Regions from separate parts of the Mus musculus genome. Here region 1 is linked to region 2. Evidence: chromatin loops called from intact Hi-C (ENCODE). Cell type or tissue: left cerebral cortex. All regions are shown on one strand.

Evidence for each region. A loop is a pair of places that touch in the nucleus more often than their neighbours do. Peaks named below come from ENCODE experiments on the same cell type or tissue, not always from the same donor. Only the 100,000 strongest peaks of a DNase experiment are listed, where the experiment ranks them.
Region 1: it touches region 2 in a loop (4-fold over the local background); 2 of 42 quality-filtered maps call a loop at or near these places.

The regions. Positions count from the first base shown.
Region 1 is chr3:158,057,034-158,065,033 of GRCm38, forward strand. It overlaps Lrrc40 (leucine rich repeat containing 40), which reads left to right. Exons shown (of 15, transcript NM_024194.6): 11 at 1,637-1,744; 12 at 4,205-4,315; 13 at 5,616-5,693; 14 at 6,651-6,836. Among named protein-coding and RNA genes, the nearest start is that of Lrrc40, 24 kb to the left of the region's middle. In left cerebral cortex, no CTCF peak of the experiment used is centred here; DNase peaks (open chromatin) are centred at 3,782 and 7,303; H3K27ac peaks cover 311 bases.
Region 2 is chr3:159,543,887-159,551,886 of GRCm38, forward strand. No RefSeq gene overlaps it. Among named protein-coding and RNA genes, the nearest start is that of Rpe65, 51 kb to the right of the region's middle. In left cerebral cortex, a CTCF peak has its summit at 4,624 (motif pointing left); a DNase peak (open chromatin) is centred at 4,600.

The DNA.
Region 1 (8,000 bases), 1.5 Mb before region 2:
GGACTACCGTGGTGAAATTAAGGATTGGGAAGAACGTGTGCTCTGGACCTTTTTTTTTTTTTTAACAATCTACTTTATTTTGTGTGCATGGATGTTTTACCTGCATATGCACCACATATGTGTCTAGTACCTGAGGAGGCCAAAAGAGATGTCAGAGCTTCAGGGACTAGAGGTATAGAAAGTTGTGAACCACCATGTGGGTCCTGGGAATCAGTCCTGGGTCCTCTGGAAGAGCAGTCAATGCCTTTAACTACTTAGCCAGAGTGTGGTTTTTATTAAAGGACACATACCTTTGTTGGGAATGAGGTGGGCTTTGGTATAAGGCGGTGCTCCATCTACCTGGATAGTGTCTAGGAGGCAGGTGGCTGTAGCAGTCCTTTCATTCTCTTCCTTCCTACTCTCCCCTATCAAGGATATTTGACACAAAGCAATATCAATTGTAAAATATGAGAGAGACAGGTAGGTGAATTAATGCTAACCTTTTATGGTAAGATTTTATTATAAGAATTATGAATGAGAGTTTGGTATTTAAGCTCTCAAATTCACTAGCACTTAGAGAGCATTTCATGTTTGAGGGTGGATATGTTAAATAAGAAACTATCGTTTAATTAAAACTTGACTAACAGGCAGCTTGAGAAGTGATTATGTTTGTGAATGGAACTGAGATGTCTCATAGTTGCACTGCATTCTGGGAACACAGTAACACCAAAGCACTGACAATGTCTGTGTACAGAATAAGGGAAAGCACTAAAGACTCTTAAGTATTGTGGAAGATTATCATATTAGGGAAAGAAGCTGGATAATCCTTCAGGTGCTTCAGTAGTGAAGCAGTTGCAGTGAGGATGAGTAATGCTGCCAACACTTTTGCTGATCCTCCTTTCTGTATGGTGTCAGAGAGATGTAGGAATATAGACTATAGGCAGATACAGAGTCTATGAACAGTCATGTGGCTCCTCATCTATGTGCTGGGAGGAACCCTTTCGCAGTGAAGATCTCCATTGCCATTGTTCTCACCTCTTGTTGCCACCCTGTAATGTGTGTGGCAGTCACTTAGCCACACTAACAGCTTGAATTCCCCTGTACCTGTTCTGTAATCCTCTAACTTTAGGGCATTATATATATTTACATTTGCAAAACCAGTGGAGTAAGTATTGAAGACTACTCCTGAGATTCTAATCCCAAAGTAAGGACAAGCTACAACGCTCAACAGTGTGGCAGCACCAACAGTGAGTTTAGCCTTTTTCCTACTGCATCTCCTCCACCTCCACATAATAGAAGCACGAGAAGTAGTGTAGGTGATTACACGCATTAACTTAGTACAGTGGTACACCTGCCAGTCTTCAGTCACCAAAGCTCACAGATTGCCCACATTTTAAGGAAAGCTTAGTTATAAAATTAGATTAAGCTCCAAGCACAGGTAGAGAAGTGGACCATGCATTCTGTGAGTTTCTGGATTTCCCAAGTGCTTCTGTTTCTGTTTCTGCTTCTGAGGATGAACAGAGCGTCCTGACCTCACAAAACTTCTTCAGCTACCTTGAACTTTTTGGTAAAATCTGTAAAAGCCTTCAGATGTGGGGAATGGTGATTACATCTTTTTGGAATGTTGAGAATGTTTTTATTTTTGAACCACTTTTAGTGATAAACAAGCAACCTTGATTCCTGATGACCTATTTGATGCCACAAAAACGACCCTCATCACTTCCATCAACTTCAGCAAAAATCAGCTGTGCGAGATTCCACAAAGGTAGGATTGTCCAGTGATCCACTGTTGAGCTGGGCCTTCTGTTTGTTGTGTCTTGACAAATGAATGTTAGTTTCCTGAACTATTAATGTGAGAGAATGCTGCACACTGTGGTTCTACTGTTCTGAGAGATGTACAGGATCTTAAAACTTCCAACCTTACTTTGTGAACTTGGGAAGTGGGTGTTAGAATTATTAGCTCTAAAATTATTCGTCTTATATAATGCAGTATGGCAGGGAGAGTCTTGAGCAGCCACCCAAGTACCAGACCCACAGTGGATCAGAGGGGTTTCACTTGCAGGCTCAGGCTAGAGAAACATGAGTGATTGATTTTTCTCCTTTAGAACTAAAGCCAAAAACATGAACTGCTAGTGTCATCTTCTAGGCAGAGGACCTTCCACTCTAGCCACTAGTTGCTATTTATGTTGTACTTTCTTCTGTTCAGTATGTCATTGTTGGCATTAATTAACAAAATCTTCCAGTTAAAGGAGAAAACTAGTATATTGTTGAACTTCAACAGAGTTTGTTAACTGTCTGCACCCAAATGATGCTGGCAAACGAATGACCTCTCACTATACACAGACTACAGGACAGGATGTGTCCTGGTGAGGAATCGCAGCAGTACAGCTGAGTGTGCTGTTTGTCTGTGACAAGCTGCTCTTAGCTTTCTCACCTATGACATCATGCTCAGTGTCTTAGTAGACACGACACATGGACACCTAACGAAAGCAGATAGAAAATGACAAAGCACAAGGGAACTGATGGAATGGTAAAGACTGCTATATCAAAAGAAAAAATAAGTATAAGAATTGCTTCATAGAACTGCCCAGATTTTCAAATGTTTAAAAGAGCAAACTATAAAATGTGTCACATTTACAGAGAACACTTGGGATGTAGGTCTTGAAGCAAGATAGCCTGTTAGAAAAGCAGAGCTGTCCATCTTTTTGTTCCTGTTGTTGAAGGGCTAGAAAGATGTCTGATTTGATCCCAGATGTACATGGTTTGTTTGGGCAGACGTGGATCATGCCAACTAATGGAGTCAAGATGGAGAGCTGCAGGGGAAGCCCCTGCGTACATAGGCTGTACTTACTACTTTATTCTACAGTCTCATTCTTACACAGTGTGCAATTCTCTTACCAGGGATGCTTGGTGTTTTTCAACAGCAACTTATAAAGTCAAAGAACACAGCACACCTTGCTCTAGAGTATTTCTAAGCATGCTCTTATTCTTATAGCTAAAACTTATAATTCATAATGAGTATTCATAAAGGACTGGATGAAATGGAAGGATGTTGCATGCAGTCTTATCACTGATATATATGTTAATGACATTTTATCTTAAGCTGTTTGGAATTTTATGTGTAATTTGTGTCTTGAATGCTTTATTTACCATATGTATTTACCTATTGGATTCTTTTTGTATTTCCCAACTTCATAAGTAATATTTTTAAAATCTATCTTAGCTGTGTATAAGTAAGTAGGGTCCTTCCTTGTAGCAATTAAAAAAACATACTGTTTCTTTAAGCCAAATTTCCAGAAAAACTACTGTGTTGAGAGATATGACCCTTAGTACATATATACCCAATAACATTTTTAAAGATTGTTAGTTACTCATTGAAGCTCACCGCCTCCCTGCACCTGCATCACCAGCTGTGATGGTCTTCTCTTTCTTTCTCTTTAGTAATGTGGTAGATTTAAAAAAAAAAAAGTTTGTTATGTGGTAGATTATATCAGTCACATAATTAAAATGTTTAAACTTGGTTAGGCTTATTAGAGATGGTCAGTCCTTACACTTGGACCTCCACCGTTTAGGGGTGGCACTTGCCAGACTTAGAAACTGTTTTCAGATATTGTTTTAACCATGATTATATTTAATGCTAATTCAGATAATAAATATTAAAAAAAAATGGATAGATCAAATTAAAAAGTTACTTTCTGTGTATGGATGTTTTGTCTGCATCAGTGAATCACTTAAATGTCTGATGCTTGTGGAGGACAGAGGCGTGTGGGAGCCTCTAAAACTGGAGTCACAGATGGCTGTGAGCTGCCACGTGGGTACTGGGAATCAAAAGTGGGTCCTCTAAAGAGTAGCCAGTACTCTTAACATCTTAGCTTTCTCTCCATTATGCTGTCTAAAATGCTGTGATATCAGTGTCTAACAAAACACTTCATGAATTTAGTTCACTGCCAAAATAAAATGCTATAGAAGCCACCTAGGTCTGATTTTTCTCTTTTGTGTCATGATTTGGTTAAATGTATAATCAGTGAATTTTTAAATTAAACTTCAGTATCCATCCATTGTCAGATTGAAGCCTTGGTCAGTCATGGTAAGGTGGTTTTTAAGATGTTTAGTCTTTGCACAGCCAGTTTCTGAAGTTTCTGTGAGGAAGTAAGGTCCTGTTCTTCCTCTTATCATGGGTTCAGTTTTGAGTAAGTGCTGATATTTAAAATTGTTTTTGTTTCAGGATTGTTGAGCTGAAGGAAATGGTGTTGGATATCAACCTCAGTTTTAACAAGCTTTCATTTATATCCCACGAGTTATGCTTGCTTCAGAAATTGACATTTTTAGATTTAAGGTACTTGATAATTCTGTCACTTGACATCTTAAATGTTATGATTCATCTTTTGAGTTTTTATGTTGTATTTTCTTGGTGAGTATGGAATTTGGTCTTTAGTGTATTAAGTATATTAGGGGAAATGTAAAATTAACTTATTTAGGCATTTTAACTGTCAATTGTAAGTAGCTTATAACTTAAGTGGTGAGATAAAATTATCTAAAGTATTTTTAATCAATATATATTCTTTAGATCCTAAGTAAATTGGCAGTTCGTGCATGGAAACTGTTTCCTTCCTCTTGTTTGTCGCTGAAGTAGATAGTGACTAAGCAGCATGTCCACCCCTCTGAGCAGCCCTGCGGTTGCACCAGGCCCAACCAGGACAGTAGATAGGTCAAGCAGAAGAGCCCTGCCTGGAGCAGAGAGAGAGAACCTACCTTATGCTGTTTGGAAATCATAGCAAGCTAGATTTAAACAAATTCAGTGGGAAGCTAGCAGCTCATAGGGTGATACTGTGCATCCCAGGGTCACAGCATTAACATTGTACTTGTAAACTCTGTTTTTAGGGCCTGCATTTTTGCTAATGCTTCCTGTGGTTAGCTAGAGTACTTTTAGTTGGCATAAAGTACAGTTGAGGCAGGAGGGTGTGCCCTAGTTATGGAGCTTTCACTTCTCTGGGGTAGCAGAGCATAAAGCTGATGGAACAAAAGGAAGGGAGCTCCCCACGGCTGCTGTTTCCTTCTTTTTGCCCCAAGCTCTGTGTATATGTCTCTCTGTGTAACTGTCCCTTAAATCTCTGATAGAAGAATTAAATCTGCTTCCATGTCTCACAGCAGAAAGACTGAAGAAAAAGAATAGGACAGGTGTGAGCTCTGCAGCATAGCGTGAACAGCCGTTGTGCAACATAGCATACACAGCCAGTCGTCATTGTGCAACATAGCGTGTACAGTCAGTCATTGTGCAACACAGTGTATACAGTCAGTCATTGTGCAACACAGTGTATACAGTCAGTCATTGTGCAACATAGCATGTACAGTCAGTCATTGTGCAACACAGTGTGTACAGTCAGTCATTGTGTAACATAGAGTGCACAGACAGTCACTGTGCAATAGAGTGTGTACAGTCAATCATTGTGCATAGAAACAAAAGGCTGCAGGAGACTTGTGTCATTAACTACTACCAACCCCACTTCCTAGGGTCATCCTAAGGAGATCAGATTAATAAGAATTGACAAACATATTTGTGTGTTTTTTATTCTTCCTGGGATTTAAACAGTAAAGGTTTTCAAACTTTAAAAATTGTGTTTTGATTTTCAACCTAGGAATAATTTTTTAAGTTCTTTGCCTGAAGAGATGTCATCACTGACAAAACTGCAAACGATCAATCTTTCCTTTAACAGGTGAGGAAACATCTGGGAGCCAGATAGATCAGAAGCCTTTATTTTTATCATATTTTACTAGCAGATTTTATTTTCATTTAGATTCTACTTGAATGTAATATTGCTTAGAAATCTCATGATTGGTGCTTAGCTGATTTGTTTGTTTTACCACTGCAAGAAACCCATAGTCTAGAAGAAAGATAAACATCTGACTAATTGTGATTGTTGTAGTGGAAAGTGGTGCCTTGAGGTAAACAGATGTTAGCCAGGCACACCTGTCTTTGGCATCTGATAGGTTGGTTTGGACAATGAAGCCTGTGTCTGTGATGGTCAGGAATCTTGAAAGAATGCAAAATGCCCTTGTTCTGGAAGCCTAAACAAAATTAGATCAAGAAAGAGTAACTTCCTGAGGGTGGCCTGTAGACACCTCAAGATATGTTGCCCATCAGTGAGGAGCTTTGCCTCAGCTTTTGCTCATTTTGATTCTTATAATCAATAGTATCTTCTATGTCTGCTGAGTATGTGTTCCAAAATCAGTCTTTAATGGAGGAGCTAGAGAAAGTACCCAAGGAGCTGAAGGGGTCTGCAACCCTATAGGTGGAACAACAATATGAACTGACCAATACCCCCCAGAGCTGTGTCTCTAGCTGCATATCTAGCAGAAGATGGCCTAGTCGGTCATCACTGGGAGAAGAGGCCCTTGGTCTAGCAAAGATCATATACCCCAGTACAGAGGAATGCCAGGGCCAGGAAGCGGGAGTGGGTGGGTTGGGGAGCAGGGCGGGGGTAGGGTATAGGGGACTTTCAGGATAGCATTTGAAATGTAAATGAAGAAAATATCTAATAAAAAATTGTTTTCGAAAAAAAAGGGAAATTTTGATTATAGAACTTAAAGCACACTTAAACAGAGTCATCCATTTTTAAGGGTGATGTAACTCTTGCCCATTACATGAAGTTGTTGTGTTCACATTGTAACAGGTTCAAAGTGTTTCCTGAAGTTCTGTATCGAATCTCCACACTGGAAGCGGTTCTGATCAGTAACAATCAGGTTGGCTCTGTGGACCCTCAGAAGATGAAGCTGATGGAAAATCTGAATACTTTAGACCTTCAAAACAATGACCTTTTGCAGATTCCCCCAGAGCTTGGGAACTGTGTGCAGCTACGGTAACTTCCTTACTGGGGGTTCCCAATTGATTTGTTGATTGCTTTTTTCTTATAGGAAATTGAAATAACAGACTTAATACCTTCTAACAATAATAGTTAAGCAAACACCTCATTTTTCTTTTTAAATTTCACCAGATGTTTTCTGGCATGTATATATCATGATGTATGCATAAACACCATTTCTCTTAGTATTATTCTCTGTATATGCTTATCCAGAATTGCACTGGGGAGAGGGATTTCTGAGGTCACACTACAGGGCACCAACTTTGGAAACCCAGTCCTTATGGTCTTTCTCCACTTGCTTCTCCCTCAGCCCTTACCCTGATCTCAGTAGTAACCATCTTAGTACCCCCTGGGAAGCCTTCCTCCTCTTCACACAGAATCCTTGCTACTGTTCTTTCTGACCCATCTGTTCTAGGTTTTTTTTTTTAGTTGTGTTAAAGCTTCAGTCATTCTAAGCACCTCATTAAGGGCTGGTTAAACAGTAGGTGGAGGGTGAGGGCTGCAGAGCTCAGCTGGAAGATGCTTGATTCTTGAAAGCAGCATGATATGTTTTGGCTGTTTGTCTTAGTGGGGTTATAGTTGTAAAATTTCATCCCTGGCTATTTGGATCCATTTTGAACAGTGAAATGATAAACAAAAGGTACAAATACTTGTTAACTATGCACTGAGTAGGCCATAGGCTGGACGCCTGATTGCAGTGTGATTCCAGATGCTCTATCAGACTTCACAGGAATGAAGTCTTGAAAGACATCAATTTTTTCCTATTCTCAGCATAACCTGCAAATCCAGTGATTTGGGATTACAGACAGATTTGGAGTGGGTAGATTAACAGATAACAGAGTACAGTGAGAGTCAACTGCAATTCTTTTTTTTTTCTAGAAGCTAAGAAAATTAAGTGTATAAGAGTTTCCAAGTGCCGGGTGTGGTGGCACACGCTTTTAGTCCCAGCACTAGGGAGGCAGAGGCAGGCGGTTTTCTTACTTTGAGGTCAGCCTGGTCTACAAAGTGAGTTCCAGGACAGCCAGGGCTACACAGAGAAACCCTGTCTTGAAAAACCAAAAAAAAAAAAAAAAAAAAAAAAAAAGAGTTCCCTAGTAACATGGAAATAGTTGAAGAATTATAGGTGAACCTTTATAATGTTGTGTGAGCCTTTTAATTTTT
Region 2 (8,000 bases):
GCTACATATGCAGCTAGAGCCATGAGTCCCACCATGTGTTTTCTTTGATTGATGGTTTAGTCTCAAGGAGCTCTGGGGTTACTGGTTAGTTCGTATTGTTGTTCCTCCTAGGGTGCTGCAAACCCCTTCAGCTCCTTGGGTACTTTCTCTAGCTCCTTCATTGGGGACCCTGTGCTCCATCTAATGGATGACTGTAAGCATCCACTTCTGTATTAGTCAGGCACTGACAGAGCCTCTCAGGAGACAGCAATATCAGGCTCCTGTCAGCAAGCTCTTGTTGGCATCTGCAATAGTGTCTGGGTTTGGTGGTTGTTTATGGGATAAATCCCCAGGTGGGGCAGTTTCTGGATGGTCATTCCTTCAGTCTCTCCTCTTAACTCTGTCTCATAACTCCTTCCATAGGTATTTTGTTCCCCCTTCTATGAAGGATTGAAGTGTCCACACTTTGGTCTTCCTTCTTCTTGAGTTTTATATGTTTTGCAAATTGTATCCATTTCTTTTTATTTTTTACAATTTCATAGACTACAAGTTTTAAAAGTAGGACCATTTGGATTTTCTTGGTGTCTTTTCATTTCTGATTTTGTTAATTCGGCTATTCTCTTTCAGTATTTTAGTTAGTGTGGATAAGGGCTTGCATATCTTGTTCATTGTCTCAAAGAATCAATGCTGTTTCAGTGACTCTTTGAATTGCTCTTTGTTTCTATTGTATTGATTTCAACCCTCAGTTTGATTATTTCCTGCTGTTCACTCCGCTTGGGTATGTTTGCTTCTTTTGTTCTAAAGACTTAAGTTGTTTAATTTCTCCATTGTTTTTATGTAGCCACTTAGTGTTGAGAACAGTGCTTTCATTGTGTCCCATAAGTGTGGGTATGTGGTAAACTCATTTTCACTAAACTCTAGAAAGTTTTTAATTTTCTTCTTTATTTCTGTCTTTACCCAGTTATTATTCTATGGAACATTGTTCAGTTTCCATGAGTTTGTAGGCTTTCTAGTGTTTCTGTTGTTTTTGAAATCCAGCTTTATTCTGTGGTGGTAGGATAAGACACATTTTAATTTTTTTGTGTTTGTTGAGACTTGTTTTGTGACAGGGTATGTGGTCAATTTTGGAGAAAGTTCCATGAGGTGCTAAGAACAATGTGTATTCTTTTGTGTTTGGGTAAAATGTTTTGTAAATATCTGTTCATTCCATTTTATTTGTGTTAGTTTCAGTATTTCCCTATTTAGTTTTTCTTTTGATGACCTGTCTTTTAGTGATAGTGAGGTATTGAGGTCTCCCATTATCAATGTGTGAGGGTCACTGTGTACTATATAAGTTTTAGTAATGTTTCTTTTACAAGTGTGGATGGCCTAGCTTTGAGGGAATAGATGGCAAGAATTAAATATCATTGATGGATTTGTCCTTTGGTGAGTAAGTATGAATGTCCCTTCCCATTTCTTTTTATTAACTTTGGGTGGAAGTCTATTTTGGTAGATACTAAAATCACTACATCAGCTTCCTTCTTAGATCCATTTGCTTGGAAAAAAGTTTTTGACAATCCTGTACTCTGAGGTAATGTCTATCTTTGATGTTGAGTTATAGTTTTTGTGTGCAGAAAAAGAATGGATTCTGTATTTGCATTCATTGTGTTAGTCTGTGTCTTTTCATTGGGGAGTTGATCCCATTAGTATTGAGATATGTCAATAACCATTTTTTTTAGTATAGAATAGAGTTTATTCAGGGCATGGGGAGGTGAGAGTAGTACAGGCAGAGAAAGGCAGAGAGAGAAAGAGAGAGAGAGAGAGAGAGAGAGAGAGGAGTAGAGGTCAGCCATGAGCACATGGAGAGAGAAGGGGGAAGGGAATGGGGAGAGAAGGGAAAAGGGAAGCAGAGAAGGAGCAAGAGAGGAGCAAGAGTGACCAATGATTGTTAATTACTATCATTTAATTGGTGGTGGTGGTGGTGGTGGCGGTGGCAATTTGTGTGTGTGTGTGTGTGTGTGTGTGTGTGTGCGCGCGCGCGCATGCATGTTTCCCTTCTTTTCGTTTGGCTAGTGTTGGATAATTTATTTCCTCTGTTTTCATATGTATAGTGAATCTCCTTGGATTTGAGTTTTCCTTTTAGTATCTTCTGCCAGGCTGGGCTTATAGATAGTGTATAAATTTGAGTGTTTATACGATATGAATATATTGTTATACGATATGAAATATTGTTTCTTTATGGTGATTGAGAGTTTTGCTGGGTATAATAGTGTGGACTGGCATCTGTGGTCTCTTAGAGTTAGCAGGACATCTAAAGGTCTCCTGGCCTTTAGAGTCTCCACAGAGAAGTCATGTGCAAGTCTAATAGGTCTGCCTTTATATGTTACTTGCTCTTTTCCTCTGGAAGCTTTTAATATTCTTTCTTTCTTTATTCTGTATGTTTATTATTTTATTATGTGGTAAGGGAATTTTCTTTTCTGGTATAATTTATTTGTTGTTCTGTATGCCTCTTGAACTTTTTTAGGCATCTCCTTTTTTAGGCTAGGAAATTTCTCTTCTATGACTTTGTTGACAATATTTTCTGGACCTTTGAGCTGGGGTTCTTCTCCTATTCCTATTATTCTTAGGTTTTGGTCTTTTTATGGTGTCCCAAATTTCCTGGGTATTTTGTGTTAAAACTTTTTAGATTTAATACTTTCTTTGACTAATTTATTTATTTATTATATAATATCTTCAGTGCCTAACATTCTCTTTCATTTCTCATATTTTGTTGGTGAAGCTTGCTTCTGTAGATCCTGTAAGCTTTATTAGATTTTTCATTTCTAGAATTCCCTAAGTTTGTGCTTTTTTTCCCCTTCTATTTCCATTTTCAGGCCTTGAACAGTTTTATTCCTTTCCTTAAACTTTCTTTTGATGGGGGTGGGCTTTCTTTAAGGAATTTATTTATTTCTTCTTTAAGACCTCTATCTTTATAACATTAATTTTAAGGTAATTTGTGTGTGTGTGTGTGTGTGTGTGTGTGTGTGTGTGTGTGTGTGCTTCAGCTGTATTGGAATATTCAGCATTTGCTGTAGTAGGATAGCTGGGCTTTTGTGGAGACATATTGCCTTGGCTGATGTTGATTGTGTTCTTAAGCTGGTCTCTGGGCATCTGAGTTCTAGGTGATTATGGATTTAGGCACCAATTTCTGATTTAGACTTTGTTGGATAGGTGTTTTGTTTCTTGGTTTCTGCTTCCTCTCATCTTCTGGTCTGTGTGTCCTCTGATTGGCAGGAATTCTCTGCCAGGCTTGGGGGCTGGAACATGCCAATGAGGAGAGGAGAGGAGACTAGAGATAGTATTGAGTGGAGTACTTAAAAGGTACACTGATTTGATTATTACATACTGATTAAATTAATTGTAATACTATGACATAAACATGCACAATTGATGCATGTGAATTAAATAAATAAAAGCTTCATATAATCCAAGAGATAACTGAGAAATACTGTTTTAGACTGACTACTTACCTGAGAACTGCTGCTAACTTCCTCTGGCCACTCCTTGGGCTCATTGTCTTAAGTAATGATCTTATGGCCTAGTTGGCCATCATTGGGAGGAGAGGCCCTTGGTCTTGCAAAGATTATATGCCCCCAGTACAGGGAAATGCTAGGGCCAGGAAGTGGGAGTGGGTGGGTTAGGGAGCAGGGGGGGGGATATAGGGGACTTTCAGGATAGCATTTGAAATGTAAATGAAATAAATATCTAATAAAAATTGTTTTTAAGAAAGTAATGATCTTAGTACTACTGAACCAAACAGTGTGTGTAGAAGGCTTACATGGAAGCAAAATATGTATATAAAAAAAAAGTTATAGAACAAAATTTTAAAAAGCAATGCAGCTATGACAAAGCTTCAGATGAAGTTATATCAAGTTTTAAGTTCTAGTGCTGGGTGATTTTTCAGAATTCTCCAAAATCACAGGATAATATTTCCCCTGCATCACTGTACAATCCAGCTGCTAAATGCAGAGCACTCCTGGGGGAAGCAGACCCCTGAAGGAGAATGATTCAGCACTGGGGACCCATAGCATTAAAACAAATTAAAAGAGGTCTGTCTTACTCTCCAAAAGACAGAGAAAGAAGGAATAATAGCAGTAGTTTTAATATTTTAATGTCTTCTTATTTCTCATTAAAAAGTAGATACAATTTATTATAGATAATTTAAAAATAAAAATTTATATCTCTTACAAGTGCATCATTGCACTAAGAACAGAGATAAATAATCTGTTTTGATCATTATGTACAATATCAGACTTTTTGATTCATATGTGTTTATTAACTGATTTATAACATCAGAATCCAAAAGATTTTCATCCATCTTCAGCTGTTAGCCATCCTGCTGACCCCTACATTGATAACTGCATGGGTAGAACCTCAAGTTCCAGCAGAGGACCTGGTGCTCTGGGTAGGAGTTATATAATCTACCTGTTATTATGCTGATGAACATTATATGCACTTCAATAAATCGAAAGTTAAATTCAACCATAAACTTCAAGGAACTATTCAGTTTGTAAATCACTCAAGGGTCAGCTAAGGTTTATGTTTTGAAACCAGTGTTGTATAATTCCTAATTATCTTTGCAATTTTATAGAAAGCCTTCAGTTAAGTGAGAAGCAAAGGGCAGCACTGCCATCTACAGGCTTTTGATAAGCATTTCATACACGATTTGACTGCTCAATACTTATCGCTTTATAGAATAAAACAAAAAGTAAACTTAATAAAAATTTAGCAAGAGTAAATTTACAAGTATATTTACTTGTTAGGTAGTTTTTAGCCACTAAACTAGTATCAGCTCTGATGTCTATATGTATAATCAAAATGTTAACCATAATACACAGGTTGTAGAATAGTTGTGAAATAGTATGCATATAAGAATCAAGCAGGAGAAACCCACCCTCTCCTACATGGCAAGGGTGGGCAATAGACACATAGAAGCCCATCTGCAGCCATGACACATGCTGTGGGTAGGCAGAGGAAACACAGAGACCTGCCTGCTGCCATGCTCTGCAGCACAGGAGGGGGAAGATGTTCAGAGACTCAACAGCTACCATGCCACATGGGCAGGTGCTACATCCACTCCAGTAGTGACACTCATGACAGGCCAAAAGCCTGGATGCAGTCCTGAGACAAAGACTTTCACGGAAACTTAGTCTCCTGGAACTGTGGCATTCCATAGCATGTATGCTCCAATTTTGTCCTTGTGAATGGATCTGTGTGCTTCCTTTCAGTATTGTTTTGTTATAGGTGACTCCAAGCAATGACTTGCCAAATACCTAAGCAAAATCGAACTTTGCTTCCTAGCCTTCACCAATGCCCTAGGTAGTCCTTGAGGCAACCCTGGGCTTGGAATTCAGTAAGAATGTTGCCTATTCAGTGACATTCAGAATTGCCTCTAGTATTGTAAGAGAGATAGTGAAAGAAATCAGGCTTTACTATCTACTACATAGAGTTTGAAATTTCAGGGCAAGCTTAGCAAAGTAAGTTTAGAATTCTTACTATAGTTATGTATGGCATACTACATTACTTATTAGTAGAAATGTCCCCCCACACACACTATCACTCAGAATAAAAACCAAGTCACTCCCATACACAGGAATTTACAATGGTTTAGGAAGTAGATCATGCTGTGTTTTTAGAGTATTGCATTATTCATGAGATGGTTAGCTAGAGTGGAACTCCCTAATTAGAACCATGACTTGGGTGTGAAAGCCTTTGCCCTAGGAGTGTAAAGTCCTCACACCTGGCTTCTAAGACTATAGCTGACCTTAGATAGAGCTGACTTTGTCTCAGTTGTTTTATTGCCCATTTCCTGCCAGTCTTTGTGTTTACATTCCTCTGTTTTGTGTAAGAGTCATTAAGCATCCGGTAACCTCATTTGTGCATTGCGATGTGTCACCTAACTTCCCTATTTTCTTCTGTGCAAAAAGTTTGATGCTCAATTTGAAAAATTACATTCACATTCTACACAATCTCTTGTGTTGATTCTGTCTGTCATTCATTCACCGACTCCTTGTCCACCTGCAACCAAAGACCCATTCTATGCAGACAGGGACCAAAAGGGTCTGCAGCAGGCATGCTATAAACAACTAGAAGCCTGCTTGCCACCATGCCATATAAGAAGGAAAAGGAGATCACCCAGAAGCCTGCCAGCCAAGTGCCTCACCTGCAGCAGGAGCCACTACAATGGACAAATATGTGATGGACAGATGAGAGAGAAAGAGAAATGGAACAGTCTTATCATTATGAAAAGAGCTGGAACTGGAGACAGGAGGGTGGAAAGGAATAGCCTATTGTGCGTAGCCAGTCCTGCCATCTGAGACCATGGTGACATCCCACCCCATGCTGCTGCTGCTGGGCATGTCTGTACCAATGGCCAGGCAGCTGCAGGGGCTGGTGTCAATGTCAGTGGTTCATATTACCACTAGAGACTATGGTCTTGGAAGCTGCATAGGACCACATATGTCCAGGGGCTGTGCAGAATGCCTCTTACTGGTTGTGACACTGTAGAGATAATGACCCTGCACCTGGTCAGGACAGCACAGTGGACCTAGCCCTGGCAGCAGGTGCTCCAGTGAGCCATACTAGAGGGCATGAGTGTGACTGAACTGACCCCACCATTTGTCTGCTGTGAAGTGATGCAGTTGTGGAGGTGATGTCCCCCCCTGCCTCACCCCTTGCTACTTCTGGATCTTGGGGTCTTGAGAACAAGTGAGCTGGCCCTGCCCACATGCCAGATGCAGTACTTGGGAGAGCTGGCCATGCACCTTGCCTGGACAGCACAGTAGAGCTGGTGTATAACCCACCCTCTCACCATCCTCAGTAGTCAGGAAAGCTGGCCCTGAGGTCATAAGAGCAAGAGAGCATACTCTGACTTCTGCAGAGGGTGGTACTGGGTAGGAGTGAAAGTACTGGTGAGCTCATTGTGGTGGTGTGGATGCAGGAGAGTCAGCTGACCATATCAGTCATTACTGGCCATATATGGCTTTGGATAGGTCTATCCCCAAATCTATATCATCTGTGAATTGTTGGAGCATGTAAAAGGGCCAGTCCTATGAATCCAAAGCTGCAGGATATTCATGACATGGGGCAACAACAGGATAACTGGGAGGAGTCGTGTTGAGGATACAATATTGATGATGTGACAGAAACCAGAAAACTTAAACCAGACCAATGAAAATTTGCAAGTGAAGATGTGTGGACAGAAGGGTATACTGTTGAATATGCTGTGACACACTACAACTTCGATGACAAGATATTTTCTTTTGTTTTATTTATTTTTTGGCTTAATCACATCCATTGCTGTTCCATTCATACTAGCTAGAAATTAGAAACAAACTAGATAACCCCTTTGGAACAAATGAATAAAGAAAATTTACATTTCCAAAGAAAAGTATTACTATATAGTTAAAAATGAAATCTTGAAATGCTCAGGTCGATGAATGGAACTGGAAAAAATTCCTAAGGGAGTCACCCCACACACATTTCCAAAGAATCAATAAAAAGGTTTTAAGCAGTAGATTCAAATTGAGGCACCACTAACCAAAATGTAAAGCCTTAACTATCTCAACTAGGAACCTCATGAAACTGCAAATCTTCTGCACAGCAAAGGACACCATCATTCAGACAAAACAGCAGTCTACAGAATGAGAAAAGGTTTTTCCAACTACATACCAAGTAGAGGTATAATATCCAGTCATCAGGGAAATACAAATTAAAATAACTTTGATATTTTATCTTACATCTGGCATAATATTAGGTTAAGACCAATAAAAACGAGTGACAGCTCATACTAGCAGGGATGTGTAGGAAGGGAGACGGTTATCCATTGATGGAAGGAGTGCAAACTTGTGCCGCCACTTTAAAAATCAATGTGTCAGTTCCTTATACAAATGAGAACCAACTGTGCACCTTCCCTGAAAGAGGAGAGCTTGCCTGCAGAGACTGCTCTGACCACTGAAACTCAGAGGAGAGAGCTAGTCTCCCACGTCTGCTGATAGAGGGTA